Regions from separate parts of the Homo sapiens genome. Here region 1 is linked to region 2. Evidence: read pairs that join two places in POLR2A ChIA-PET (ENCODE). Cell type or tissue: B cell. All regions are shown on one strand.

The links. ChIA-PET counts read pairs that join two places held together with the same protein. Peaks named below come from ENCODE experiments on the same cell type or tissue, not always from the same donor. Only the 100,000 strongest peaks of a DNase experiment are listed, where the experiment ranks them.
Region 1: POLR2A ChIA-PET joins it to region 2 with 11 read pairs; 2 of 35 experiments call an interaction of 5 or more read pairs at or near these places.

The regions. Positions count from the first base shown.
Region 1 is chr17:42,374,569-42,379,568 of GRCh38, forward strand. All of the region lies in intron 1 of STAT3 (signal transducer and activator of transcription 3), which reads right to left. Among named protein-coding and RNA genes, the nearest start is that of STAT3, 11 kb to the right of the region's middle. In B cell, no CTCF peak of the experiment used is centred here; a DNase peak (open chromatin) is centred at 4,743; H3K4me3 peaks cover 591 bases; H3K27ac peaks cover 1,161 bases.
Region 2 is chr17:42,645,144-42,650,143 of GRCh38, forward strand. It overlaps the pseudogene ATP5MGP7 and the pseudogene HMGB3P27. Among named protein-coding and RNA genes, the nearest start is that of TUBG2, 12 kb to the right of the region's middle. In B cell, no CTCF peak of the experiment used is centred here; a DNase peak (open chromatin) is centred at 2,871; H3K27me3 peaks cover 1,594 bases.

The DNA of each region.
Region 1 (5,000 bases), 270 kb before region 2:
CATTGCACTCCAGCCTGGGCAATAAGAGTGAAACTCCATCTCAAAAAAAAAAAAAAAAAAGAACCCAGTCTGAAGCATGAATTCACATTGCGTTTTCCAGTCAATCACTCAGCCAAAGAGAACCTGAGGTGGCCAAGATAATGTAACAACCCTATCAAGTAGGTGTTATTCCCATTTACAGATAAGGACAGAAATGTTAAGTGACTACACATGGATGCAAACTTGGAATCTTCAAACTCCCAGGCTAGTAGCCAAATTACCTGTTTTTAAATCTCATCTCTGCTATCTGATCTCTGCCAAGCAAATTTCCCTTTGAATTTGTTATGCAAACAATTAACGAGAATAAAGGAAAATGAGAGCTTTATATACGTTACATGTAATAACTGGAAGTTAACTTTATTAAGACATCTGAAATAAGTCAACACTTTTAAAACTTAAAGGCTATTCTTTACCAGAATCGTCTGTAGGAATTAACCCCAGCAGTCAGAAAGTACCTTAAAACAAAACCAACATTAATCTGGTAATGTCATGACTTCATAAAATATCCTTAATATTCAGGTACGTGCATACCAAGAAGAGTAAACAGAATAAAAAGAAATCTCTAAAACATTTTCCCTCATTCACTACATGTCTACTCTTCCACTTACCTTTATCTCTAAAACAAAAACATTTTCTAAACCCTGTGGACATGACTTCACTAATCCAAAGAAGACTTTATATTCTATGGGCCTTGTAAAGCCACATTTCTCAAACTAAGGACCAAGGACCATCTGAATCAGAATATCTGCTATGCCTGTGAGGATGACCCCAGATAAACTACATCAGACCCTCTCAGGCAGATCCATAGATTCTTTCTTCTTTTTAAGCAAATAACCCAGGGATTCTTATGTTAAAACCTTTAGACCAACCTTTCTCAAACTCTTCGCTCTCATGGCCCCTTTATTTATTATTTTTTAAATTTAAAAGAAATAATAAGCAAACCGGGTCAGGTGGCTCAAAACTGTAATCCCAGTACTTTGGGAGGCTGAGGCAGGCAGATCTCCTGAGGTTGGGAGTTCGAGACCAGCCTGACCAACATGGAGAAACCCCCATCTCTAATAAAAATACAAAACTAGACGGGTGTGGTGGCACATGCCTGTAATCCCAGCTACTCGGGAGGCTTAGGCAAGAGAATCACTTGAATTCGGGAGGCGGAGGTTGTGGTGAGCCGAGATCGCGCCATTGCACTCCAGCCTGGGCAACAAGAGCGAAACTCCATCTCAAAAAAAAAAAAGAAAAAGAAAGAAAGAAAAGAAATAATAGAGCCGGGCGCAATGGCTCACACCTGTAATCCCAGCACTTTGGGAGGCCAAGGTGGGCATATCATGAGGTCAGGAGTTCAAGATCAGCCTGGCCAACATGGTAAAACCCTGTCTCTACTAAAAATGCAAAAATTAGCCAGGTGTGGCTGCTAGCCCCTGTAATCCCAGCTACTCGGGAGGCTGAGGCAGGAGAATTGCTGGAACCTGGGAGGTGGAGGTTGCAGTGAGCCGAGATCATGCCACTGCACTCCAGCCTGGGTGACAGAGTGAGACTCCGTCTCAAAAAAAAAAAGAGAAAGAATGATTGATAAACCAACTGGGATACTGGCAGATATTTTCTCAAAAATGAAAGAAGGGAAGCTGTCTGTTCAGGGAAAGCAACTGACAATATTTGTTGCCAATGATAAAATTTGAGCTTTAGAGTAAAAATCAGAATTTGAGAAAGTTTGTATCCACCACTGTGAGTCTGACAGTTGTCTAATATTAATGATTATTAATGAAACCCCATCTCTACTAAAATTACAAAAATTAGCTGTGCGTGGTGGCACACGCCTGTAGTCCCAGCTACTCAGGAGGCTGAGGCAGGAGAATCACTTGAACCCGGGAGGTGGAGGTTGCAGTGAGCGGAGATCATGCCATTGCACTCCAGCCTGGCAACAGAGCAAGACTCCATCTCAAAAAAAAAAAAAAAAACCGGCCAGGTGCGGTGGCTCACACCTGTAATTCCAGCACTTTGGGAGGCCAAAGCGGGCGGATCACAAGGTCAGGAGATAGAGACCATCCTGGCTAACATGGTGAAACCCCGACTCTACTAAAAATACAAAAAATTAGCCGGGCATTGTGACGGGCGCCTGTAGTCCCAGCTACTTGGGAGGCTGAGGCAGGAGAATGGCATGAACCCGGGAGGCTGAGCTTACAGTGGGCCCAGATCGCACCACTGCACTCCAGCCTGGGCAACAGAATGAGGCTCTGTCTCAAAAAAAAAAAATTGGCGGTTTATGGGTTTGTGGGGGGTACAATTCCTGCCTGTCCAAGTGACAGACTCATTTAATTATCCCCAAGTTAATGTTTAAGTGCAATGGGGTAAAACATGCACTCTGTTAACTAAAAAGCCACATTTCCAAATAGTATACATATTACGATTAAAACATTAAAAATATATGTGTACAGATTTATTCATATAAGCCCAAAAACAAATGTCAGACAATGTTTCTGTCTTTGGAACCTGACTCAAAATAAGGTTCCTCCTGTTGGCTTCTTCCTGAGACACAGCCAACGCTAATTTGCCGCCCAGGCAAATCATCTATGCCTATCATTAGGAAATCAAATTTATGATATGCATAGCCTAGAATACTACTCTGTAGTTTTTTTGTTTTTGTTTTTGTTTTTTGAGACAGAATCTTGCTCTGTGGCCCAGGCTGGAGTCCAGTGGTGTGATCTCAGGGTTCAAGTGATTCTCCCACCACAGCCTCCCGAGTAGCTGGGATTACAGGCACACACTACCATGCCTGGCTAATTTTACTATGTAGATTTTTTAAACATGAGGTATATACACATGTATTTGCATTGAGTATTCTCTAAGATAAAGTGACAAAAAGCAAAATACAGAGTTTGGTGTATTTGCTGCTATATATGGAAGGAACAACACCCAGAGAATAACATGTTTGCATGCATACATATGAAGTAACTCAGGAGAGATAAATAGTAGGTAACTAGCTGTCCCTGGGAAAGAGTCCCAAGGATAAGGTGCGGACTAACTTTCCACTTACTACATATCTTTTGTACTGATTCATTTCAAAATTTACTCTAAAATATTGGTATTACAATAAAGAAAACTGGAGTCTAGAACTGAATGACAAAACTGATACATTCTTACTACAAATCTGTGGTTAAGATTAGCATTAATCTTTCCTAGGCAAAGAGGAAAAAGTTTAACCCAAAGACTGTATGGATCTTCTCTACCCTACATCTCCAATCTCATTCCCATTACTCAGAAAATATTCTCACTGGGTATAGAGGTATGAACTCCCATTGGAAAACTTAGGGTAAACGTCCGTGGAATCTATGGGGCACTGCTGACCCAGGACACCTGGGATATTTCTGCAGAAACAGGATTTTTTTTTTTTTTTTTTTTGAGATGGAGTCTTGCTCCATAGCCCAGGCTGGAGTGCAATGGCGCGATCTCGGCTCACTGCAACCTCCACCTCCCAGGTTCAAGCGATTCTCCTGCCTCAGCCTCCTGAGTAGCTGGGATTACAGGCGTGAGCCACCGCACCCAGCCAGATTATTCTTAATCAGTTGATTATTTCTGGCTCCAGAATGCTTCAATTATTCCACCTGCCCCTATGTATAAGCGTTACCACCCTAATTATGCTTGTTTTTGTTTTTTTGGTTGTTTGAGACGGAGTCTCTGTTGCCCAGGCTGGAGTGCAGTGGCACGATCTCGACTCACTGCAACCTCTGCCTCCCAGGTTCAAGCGATTCTCTTGCTTTAGCCTCCAGAGTAGCTGGGATTACAGGCACGCGTCACCACACCCAGCTAGTTTTTTGTATTTTCAGTAGAAACAGGATTTCACCAAGTCGGCAAGGATGGTCTTGAACTCCTGACCTCAAGCAATCCACATGCCTTGGTCTCCCAAAGTGCTGGGATTACAGGCGTGAGCCATCGCTCCCGGCCTCCTAATTATGTTTCATTTTGGTTAATGTTTCAATAAATGTGCTTTCCCTAAACATACTGATGAAAAGAGGCCCAAATGCAAAACTGATTTGTCGAGAAAGTCAGTCTGAGATGAAATATTTATTATGTCTAAACCACAAGTAGAAAAAAATTCAAAGGCCGACTATTTCAATGCTAACTCAATGCAATATTGCACTTTGTTTGGTTTACGGGAGAGGTAATTTACACAGCTAACATTTGGGTTTTCAAGATTACATTGTGGGGAGAGAAGGGGAAAACAAGAAAAGTCTAATGCTTTTAGATTCTGTCAGAAAAAGTGTTTGCTAAAAAGCAAAACAAAATGAACATGAGAAAAAATGTGAAAAAACATGCATTTTAGGAAGCTTTCACCGAAGCAGGTGCTCAAGTTCAGACTCAAATCTTCCAACTCTTGTAATAAAAATGAGAGGTCAGAATACCACAAACTAATCAAATCAATCAAACAAAGCGGGAAACAGGTGGCTGACACCAGACTGGGCAGGGTTTTCCTAAATTGGGCTTACCTTCACTAATCCAAATCAGTTTTCAGAAATGGCTTCTACAAAAACTACCCAAACATCCCCCTAATAATTTGCACTCCTCCTCCACAATAGGGAAGCCAAGCCGTTTATTTCCCAGAAGGTTTACTTTCTCTTTCAAGCTCTGCTGGCTTCTTCCTGCCCCGCATACGGCCAGGAAAAAAGAAAAGCACTGCCTTTTCTTTCCTGCCTTCTCTAAAACTGGGGAGATGGGGTGAGAGAACCTGTTTCATGGACAAGCTGGGTGGTTCTTAACTGCAACACTGTTCTGAATACAGATTAGTTTGCAAAGGAAAGTTACAGGACAGGAAAATAAAGGTCTACCCCTCCAACTAACTCATACACATGTACATTTGCATGTACGCACACACACAGATGTGAGGGCACATTTAATTCAGCTGAGTAATGTGCAGCAATCAGCTCCCAGCTTCATACCTGGCCACCGGGATGCCTCCTCACTCCCAC
Region 2 (5,000 bases):
CCTGAGTAACTGGGACTACAGGTATGCGCCACCATGCCTGGCTAATTTTGTATTTTTAGTAGAGATGGGGGTTTCTCCATGTTGTTTAGGCTGGTCTCGAACTTCTGATCTCAGGTGATCCACCCGCTTCAGCCTCCCAAAGTGCTGGGATTACAGGTGTGAGCCACCACGCCTGGCTTTTCTTTTCTTTTTTTTTTTAATAGGCATGTTTCAGAGCTCAGTTTGATTACGTAACATCTAGCATGAGTGACTCCATTCTGGTTTGGTCTGGATCGCTAGGGCCTAGGACAGGAGGCTAGTCTAAAGCAATGGACTCCTGTAAATTGTATTTAACAGCATGAATAGGATCTTCCACGGAGAATATGTGGTCTGGGAACATCCTAGATTGGAAGAGGACTAGACTACAACCTGACAGTGAATGGCAAAGAAAAATGAAGGAGCCAGCAAAAAAAGCAGAAAGAAAACTGGCGTGTGTCAGTATGGTTTCATTGCCTACCCCTTCATTTGGGACAAAGCCTCGATTTCGTTTTGCATTCCACCCTTCCTCCAAGTGGTTCAGCAATGAGTCCTGATTAATCCAAGCCAATCACTGTTATCACAATTCCCTGCCAGGGACTGATTTAGGAAGGGGCATATAATACAATACAGGCCAGTGAGATGTGAGGATAAAGACTTCTGGGGGCTTCTGGGGAAGGTCTCCTCATTGGTTAAAAATAAAGAGACATATGGGAAAAGACACACTCTCTAGCTGCATTTTTTCATGTTGGGATATAGCATTGGAATGACTTGTATTAGGGTTTTCCAGAGAAACAGAACCAGTAGGTTCTAGATATAGATATACAGATAGATATTTATATATGAGGAGATTTATAGGAATTGGCTCATGTGGTTATAGAGGCCAGGAAGACCCATGATATGCTCTCTGCAAGCTGGAGAACCTGGAAAGCCAGTGTGTAATTCTGTCTGAGTCCAAACGCCAGGTAATCAGCTGAGGGCCAATGATGTGGGTCCCACTCTGAGTTTGGAAGCCCAAGTCCGAGGGTAGGAGGAAATGGGTGTCTCAGCGCAAGCAGAGAGAGGGAGTTCACCCTTGCTCGATCCTTTTGTTCTATTCAGGCCTTTAATGAATTGGGTGATGCCTACCCACACTGGGAGAGCCATCTGCTTCACTCAGTTCATCAGCTCAAATGAGAATCCCTTCCAGAAACACCCTCACAGACACAGCCAGAAATAATGTTTTACCGGTTATCTGGGCATCCCTTAGCCCAGTCAAGTAATACACCCAATTAACCATCACACACTGCTGCAGTCATCCTCGAACAGTGCAGAGAGCACCTTTAGGACAAGCCATCGTCTTCAGGGTGGTAGATCAGAATGGTGGACGGTAGCTGGGAGCAACAGCTCATGCATGTAATCCCAGCACTTTGGGAGGCCAAGGCAGGCAGATTGCTTGATCCCAGGAGTTCAAGACTAGTCTGGGTGACATGGTGAAACCCTGTCTCTACCAAAAAAAAAAAAAAAACAAAAAAATTAGCTGGGCATGGTGGTGCATGCCTGTACTCCCAGCTACTTGGGAGGCTGAGGCAGGAGGATCATTTGAGCCCAGACGTCGAGGCTGTGGCGGGCCAAAATCATGCCACTGTACTCCAGCCTGGGTGATAGAGTGAGACCCTATCTCAAAAAAAAAAAAAAAAAAAAAAAAAGGTGGAAGGCACCCAAGTCCCTGATGACACTGCTGAGCCTTCAAATTAATCAGCCCTGAAGCTCTTCAAATGTGAGGTATATTTTTCCTATGGTTCAAGCTACTTGACTTGGATTCTTTTTTTTTTATTTGCAGCTAAAGGCACAGCCATAGAGAAGAATACTGCAAGAGCCTAGGCGGCAGAAAGCTCCAAAGAGGAAACGAGTTGGCATCTGAGGCTGCAGGGAAATGGAGTCATATGGAGACAGAAAAAGGTACTTTAGGCTGGGTGTGGTGGTGCATGCCTGTAATCCTAGCTACTTGGGAGGCTGAGGCAGGAGAATCGCTTGAACCCAGGAGGCAGAGGTTGCAGTGAGCCGAGATCGCACCACTGCACCGTGCCAGCCTGGGCAACAAGAGTGAAACTTCATCTCAAAAAAAAAAAAAAAAGAAAGAAAAAAAGGCCAGGCACAGTGGCTCATGCCTGTAATCCCAGCACTTTGAGGGCCAAGGCAGGAGGATCACTTGAGATCAGGAGTTTGAGACCAGCCTGGCCAACATGGTGAAACCTGGTTTCTACTAAAAATACAAAAATTACCTGGGCATGGTGGTGCGCGCTGGTAATCCCAGCTACTCGAGAGACTGAGGCAGGAGAATCGCTTGAACCTGGGAGGCGGAGTTTGCAGTGAGGCAAGATCATGCCATAGCACTCCAACCTGGGTGGTAGAGCGAGACTCTGTCTCAAAAAAAAAAAAAATTAAATTAAATAAATTTTAAAAAACCACACCACGAGATTCACAGCACCCAATCTAAAGAGCTCAGTTTACCTGTTGCCATGATAATGAGGCCCCCTCTGTTTCAATCCTGTAAGGAAATCGCTTTGAAACAACCAATCCACTTTTTGTTCTCTGTTTCTGCTTTCCTCAGTCCTTTTCTGTCTATAAAACCAATCTTTTGGATGTTCAGCTGCCTGTTTGGGGTGACGGACTTTCCATCCTAGAACCACGGCCTAATTTGTCCGTAACCTCACAGAGGTGACTCTGGCGCTAGTGAACAATGCTGCTGTGACTTATGTGAAACCTCAACTGGCCACATTTTGGTACTATGCCAAAGTTGAGCTGGTTCCTCCACCCCTGTTGAGATCCCTAGAGCTATCCAAAGCCTGGGGGAAAAAAATAAGTCACTAGTGCTCAAACTGGTAGCTTCAAACCGCTCACAGTTAAGGAAGTGGTGCTGAATGATTTGGTGGCCACTGAGGTGTGAATGTGGTTTTATGTTGGAGAGATCACAGGCAAGTGTGGCATGATTGGCTATAATATTTGAAGAACAAGACTAGTGAACAATACAGTCAGGATGGCTAAAGGTGACCCCAAGAAACCAAAGGGCAAGATGTCTGCTTATGCCTTCTTTGTGCAGACGTGCAGAGAAGAACATAAGAAGAAAAACCCAAAAGTCCCCATCAATTTTGCAGAATTTTCCAAAAAGTGCTCTGAGAGGTGGAAGACAATGTCCAAGAAAGAGAAATCTAAATTCAATGAACTGGCAAAGGCGGATAAAGTGCACTATGATCAGGAAATTAAGGATTATGGACCAGCTAAAGGAGGCAAGAAGAAGGATCCTAATGCCCCCAAAAGGCCACCGTCTGGATTCTTCCTGTTCTGTTCAGAATTCTGCCCCAAGAGCAAATCCACAAACCCCGGCATCCCTATTGGAGACGTGGCAAAAAAGCTGGGTGAGATGTGGAAGAACTTAAATGACAGTGAAAAGCAGCCTTACATCACTCAGGCGGCAAAGCTGAAGGAAAAGTATGAGAAGGATGTTGCTGTCTATAAGTCGAAAGGAAAGTCTGATGGCGCAAAGGGTCCTGCTAAAGTTGCCCAGAAAAAGGTGGAAGAGGAAGATGAAGACGAGGAGTTCTGTATTCTACACTCGGTGCTAACTTTTTGGTATGTCTATTGCCTTCACAAAACCATATGACTTTGGTTTGCTATCTCTATTTTCTGAGCTTAAAATAGTGTGCAAGGCCGGGCGTGGTGGCTCACACCTGTAATCCCAACACTTTGGGAGGCCGAGGCAGGTGGATTACCTGAGGTCAGGAGTTTGAGACCAGCCTGGCCAACATGGAGAAACCGTGTCTCTACTAGAAATACAAAATTAACCGGGCGTTGTGGCTCATGCCTGTAGTCTCAGCTACTGGGGAGGCTGAGGCAGGAGAATCGCTTGAACCTGGGAGGCGGAGGTTGCAGTGAACCGATCGTGCCGTTGCACTCCAGCCTGGGCAACAAGAGTGAAACTCCGTCTCAAAACAAAACAAAACAAAACAAAACAGTGTGCAAACTTGCAGGTGTACCCACTGAACCTAGAATAAGAGTTGGAAAGAAAAAAATATATATATGGCAAATAAATCTATAAAGAAAAGGGGCCGGGCGCGGTGGCTCACACCGGTAATCCCAGCACTTTGGGAGGCTGAGGTGGGCGGATCACAAGGTTAGGAGACCGAGACCATCCTGGCTAACACGGTGAAACCCCATCTCTACTAAAAATACAAAAAATTAGCTGGGCGTGGTGGTGGGCGCCTGTAGTTCCAGCTACTTGGGAGGCTGAGGCAGGAGAATGGCGTGAACTGAAGGAGTGGAGTTTGCAGTGAGCCGACATCGCGCCACTGCACTCCAGCTTGGGCGATAGAGCAAGGCTCCATCTCAAAAAAAAAAAAAAAAACTATCAAGAAAAAAATTCCAGTGTTCCAGCCTAGTATAGATGCATAATAAAAAAAGAATAATCAAATGATCTACAAACAGGATTACTTTTAGGCTTATTTTCTTTTTCCTGTTCCTTGAGAAAACAATACAGAAACAGGGCTGGGCGCGGTGGCTCAAGCCTGTAATCCCAGCACTTTGGGAGGCCAAGACGGGCGGATCACAAGGTCAGGAGATCGAGACCATCCTGGCTAACACGGTGAAACCCCGTCTCTACTAAAAACACAAAAAATTAGCCAGGCGCGGTGGCAGCGGCTGTAGTCCCAGCTACTCAGGAGGCTGAGGCAGGAGAATAGTGTGAACCCGGGAGGCGGAGCTTGCAGTGAGCCGAGATCGCGCCACTGCACTCTAGCCTGGGCGACAGAGCAAGACTCCCTCTCCGAAAAAAAAAAAACAAAAACAACTACAGAAACATCCCATTTTGTTCTATTTCACAACTAAAATATGAATTTAGTACAACTCCCTTCACATAAAGAGCGTCGGCTCTTTGCCATCATTGTTTTAATTTTTCCTTTTCTTTTTTGTTTTATTTTGTTTTGTTTTTGAGACGGAGTCTTGCTCTG